Linked DNA regions of Homo sapiens: region 2 is linked to region 1. The links are chromatin loops, found by intact Hi-C in ENCODE. Cell type or tissue: heart left ventricle. All regions are shown on one strand.

Region 1 (2,500 bases):
AAATTCCGAGTAATGCATCATTAGGCAATTTTGTCATTGTGGGGACATTCTAGAGTTTACTTATACAAACCTAGATGGTATAGCCTATCACACACCTAAGCTATATGATATAGCCTATTGCTCCTAGGCTACTAACCTGTACAGCATGCTATTTTACTGAATACTGTAGGCACCTGTAACACAATGGTTAAGTATTTGTGTATGTAAACATATCTAACATAGAAAACATAGAAAACATAGAAAAGGTACTGTAAAAATATGTTATTATAATCTTATGGGATCACCACCATAGATGCACTCTGTTGTTGACTAAAACATCATTATGCAATGCATGACTTGACTGTAAATATCAAGTTTTATGGAATCAGGAAAAAGATGCCAGAATTTTGGAGGTTGTTGGCTACTTCTTTTGGCCTTCAGTAAGACCATATAGGAAAGGAACGACCTTCAGCCTCATCTGGCAGTTGCAGAAGGAAAGAGGAAAAGGGATTTGGTCCTTCCTAAGAGTCATCCTTTCTGCCTGCTCCAGGCACTCCAAAATGGCCAACAGCAGATAACCATTGGCCTTTAGGATGTGTAAATCTCTGCCCCATGCTAAATTTAGTACAAGCAGGAAACATAACGGGAAAAGAGATTGGGATCCTGGTCAACCAGGGATCTGGGTTCCAAACACTTGCTGCTGTACATTCAAAGAGAGCAGGTACAATTCTACTCCAAAAGCCATCCCTAGGAATTCCACCACTGAGGGGTGAGGATCTGTGTGATTTCAGCCCATTGCCTCCAAGTGTGAGGCCCAAATGGCTAGGGAGAGGGGTAGAGCATAAAGGCTGATTGCTAAGAGGGAGAATCAGTGAGGTTTGGAACCAGGCTGATGGGCCATGACTCCACAAAAGCTCTGGCTTTGTTACCACTGTAGGGAGTATCCAAGAAATTAACAGAGCAACAGCCAACAGATCTGTCAGGAGAGGCTGTGGCATTGCCAGTGAAATGCCAAGGCTCAGCAAACAGCCCAGAGAATGCCTAACTCGTAGGGCGAATTTTCAGTGCCCAAACCCACACCCACAGGAAGGAGGAACTAAAATGTTCTAGCTGTTAGAACAGGAACTTCCTGGTGTCCATCTGACGCATAGCTGTGCAGGACAATAGGAAAGGGAGTTCCTCCCAGAAAGCAGTGAAGGGCCAGCCAGATTCCTGAACAAAGAACTCCCTCCACTGCCAGGTCAGAGAGTCCTTGCTCTCTTTGCCCAGCAGCATGAGATCATTGTGATGGACTTGAGATCAATCTTCAGTGGTTGCCCTTCTCGCCTTTTCCAAATGGAAGTTTTATTGCAGTGATGGCATTTTCTCTCTACCAATGTGAAGTGGCAGTGCTAAATTTATCTTTTAGCCAGAGGTTGCCAAGCCACGATGAGCTACATTTAGACCCAACCAAAAAAATGTCATAACTTAGAGATTCTGGAATTGAAGTTGAAAGCAGTAACTGGATGAGCCTAAGCATAGTCTCCCTTTAGAGTGAAGGTAGGGAATTTTTTCTGGTAGAGGTATATTTGCAAGGGCCACTTTGAGAATTTTATAAATAGAAAGAAGGCTCATATGGATACTGGGCAGCCAAGGGATGGAAAGATAATGAGAGACATAGTTAACCTGTGCTTTGTTCAGCTCTTTAGGAGCTTTTTCCCATTCTGAGTCCAAGTTCTTTAGGTGGGGCTCTAGAACTCCTGGCTCTAGGGCTGCTATCATGGAAACCTGGCCAATAAAGTACTGGATTTCTTCATTCATGGTGATTACATCCAGGGATGATCACATGACCAAAGCCAGGACAATAAAAGCTCTCCCTGGGTCTTCTGTTGGAGCTATTGAAAAATTGACTTTTTATTTTTATTTTTACTAGAAATTCCAGCTGCCAGTACAACATAAACTAGGAACTGCTGCTGGTCATTTTTGCCACATTGTGGGGAGAGCCTGCCCAATAATGCAGCCAACTTCAAGTTTAGTAAGCAGAGAAAATTATTTTGAACTTCTAAATCTAGTCATATCTAAAGCTGGACTGATAAGCCCTGGTTTTCCAAATTATTTGAGTCAATAAATACATTTTTGTGTACTGAGTTCACAAGCCAAATAATTGAAATTGAGTTCACAAGCCAAATAATCCTAACAGCTAATTAAAATAATTTCTATTTCATTTAAATTCTTTCAAAGAGAAATAATTGAGCTGACACCTAAATTTTTTTTTTCTGTTTAAAAGCTGATGTTGGCCAGATGCAGTGGCTCATGCCTGTAATCCCAGCACTTTGGGAGGCTGAGGTGGGCGGATGACTTGACTAGCCAAGAGTTGGAGGCTAGCCTGGCCAACATGGCAAAACTCCTTCTCTACTCAAAATACAAAAAATTAGCCAGGTATGGTGGAGTGTGCCTGTAATCCCAGCTACTCGGGAGGCTGAGGCAGGAGAATTGCTTGAACCTGGGGGGTGGAGGTTGCAGTGAGCCAAGATCACACCAC
Region 2 (2,500 bases), 280 kb before region 1:
ATTGTTGTACGGTTATTCTTTTATTTTTAATTTTTTTTCAAATATTTTTATCTGGGATTTGTTGACTCACAAGTGGGGAAGAACCCTCAGATACAGAGGGATACTGTACTCTGTTTAGTCATCTAGATCACTGGTTAGTGTATTAAATCTTATATATCCCAGGACAGGTGAAAACACAATCACTCAATTTATAATCTCTCATCTCTTCTCTTCTCCTCCAGAATCTTGCAGTCATGCTCCAAAAACTTTGACGACGTGTATCTGAAACCAGCCCAATTGTCCCATAGAAATGATATTTGAATGTTTTTGAATAAACATAGAAATTGACCCTCTGAATTAAAACTAGAAACTTACACTTGTCTATTCTGAGTGCCTTCCTCAGGAAATCAACCCTCACTCAAGGGAATGAAACTCACTCAATCACTACATCCAGACAATGAGATACAAGACCCCTCATTCATCATGATTGCTTCCTTGTTCCTCCCTAATTCCCTGTTTTCCTGTATAAACCTCCCAATTTTAGTCCATTACTGAGATGGATTTGAGACTAAATCTCCCATTCTCCTTGGCTGCAACACCTGATTAAAGCCTTCTTCTCTGGCAATACTTGTTGTCTCAGTGATTGACATTCTGTGCTGAGAACAGCAAGACCTAGACCAAACCCCTGGCACTTCAGTAACATATCAAGCACTGCTCAATGTGATAGCGACAGGAGGCAGCCAAATGCCTCAGCAGATAGGGGCAGGTACTGGGTGAAACCCCAACTCCAAGCCAAAGAGAGTTTAAAGCCTGAAAGTCAAGCTACAAGTTAAATCCTCGGATTGGACTGAGAGCTTGTCTTCCTGTTTGGTGTGCTTTCCTCTGATGGATCCCCACCCTTCATCTATTTTACATATACCTACCCTTTCCTAATTGGTTTTCTACACTGTCAGGCCCACCTTTGAGTGGTATCTTCGCTTTAACCTTTTTTGCATACTCACAAACCAATCAGTATGCACTCCCCATCCTGTGCTTATAAAGACCCCAGACTCAGTCATTAGAGGAGACGACAGCCTGACTGCAGGGAGAGGGACAACCTGACTTCAGGGAAGACGACCTGCCCTTCCTGTCCCTTCTCCAGTTCTCCTCTCCACCCAGAGCCATTTTCAGCCCTTAATAAAAATTCTCTGCCTTCACCATCCTTCAGTTGTTCACATGATCTCCTTTGTCTTGGATGCTGGACAAGAGCTCAGGACCCATCAAGTGCAGGTACTCAGAAAGGCTGTAACACCAGCCCTTTGCCCTTGTTGGCAGAGCAGCCACCCCACACGATGAGGCAAGGGGCCAACTGAGCTGTTAATACAAGTCTGCAGATGGCAGAACTAAAGGAGCACTGTAACACCCCCTCTGGGGCTTAGGGTTGCAGTCATCCTTACCTGGGTGTTGCTGCATTCCCCTCAAGGTGACACACCTGGTCTGGATGCAGGCCCTGCACAGAAGTTGCTCCTGTGTCAGCAGCCGGAGCAGCCAGCCGGATCTTGCACTTGCTTGCTCACGTGCTCCCTCCTGCAAGGGGTTGAGCATGGCAGACCGAATAGGTGGGGTGCCCCTTCTATGAGTCTGTTGAAGGGGCCAAGAAAAATCCTGCATCAAATGCACCAGGCCCTCACTGTCCCAGGCACTGTGGATGAGCCAAAGATATGTATGATCATATCTGTGTACATATGTGGCTTATAGCATACGTACAAATAGAAAAATATGCCAGACTGGCTGTGTCTGAATAGACCCTCTTGAACCTCTTGGTTCCAGCCCCCAGTGAAGTAATGATTTCATCAAACAGATGCAGAACATCTACCCCTCGAGATGGAGAACTACTGACTGGTACCCGCTTTTCTGGTCATAAGCTGAGTTTTCTGCCCCTTTGTCCTCAAGTGACTTTGAATTTTGTTCTTTTGAGAAAATGCTCCTGAGGATACAGGAACAGAGTCCCAGCTATTTTCAAAGGTAAGAACCAGCCTTCCTCTTCCTGTAACTCTGTGTCTTCACACTCATCATGCCATCTGCTCTCTTCCACTCATGGGCTCTCTCAAATGCTTCACTGACATTCCCCTTGCACAAGGCCGCAACTGGCCATGGAGTTCTCATTAGTAAAATGGTGCTACTCAATGTTCATCCACCTTACATGATTTTCGTGAAAATTAACTATGAAGTTTGAGGGACTTTTTTAATGTTATGAAATGTTAGTCTAGTTTCTTATAACTTTTTTTGATGAAAGCAAAAATACTGTGATTTTAGCATTCTGCCTCCAACAAATCTACCTCTCTTTGGCCTGAGGCAAGTCACCTAATCTTATATATCAGTTTCCTGTGTGTAAAGCATGGAAAATAATTGTTACCTGGCTCACTGGGATTGCCAGGTTTAATTAGTTATGACTTTAGAAGGTTGTAAAAAATTGCTTTGTAAACTATTCATAACAATGATGGCATACAACTCCTTCTGATATCTTTATTCCTTCTCTGAT

The links. A loop is a pair of places that touch in the nucleus more often than their neighbours do. Peaks named below come from ENCODE experiments on the same cell type or tissue, not always from the same donor. Only the 100,000 strongest peaks of a DNase experiment are listed, where the experiment ranks them.
Region 2: it touches region 1 in a loop (2.3-fold over the local background); 3 of 110 quality-filtered maps call a loop at or near these places.

What each region holds. Positions count from the first base shown.
Region 1 is chr13:33,508,775-33,511,274 of GRCh38, forward strand. It overlaps a transcript of STARD13 not described here. Among named protein-coding and RNA genes, the nearest start is that of LINC02344, 170 kb to the left of the region's middle. In heart left ventricle, a CTCF peak has its summit at 1,164; no DNase peak of the experiment used is centred here; H3K27ac peaks cover 2,499 bases.
Region 2 is chr13:33,232,375-33,234,874 of GRCh38, forward strand. All of the region lies in intron 1 of STARD13 (StAR related lipid transfer domain containing 13), which reads right to left. Among named protein-coding and RNA genes, the nearest start is that of STARD13-AS, 44 kb to the right of the region's middle. In heart left ventricle, no CTCF peak of the experiment used is centred here; a DNase peak (open chromatin) is centred at 1,317; H3K27ac peaks cover 532 bases.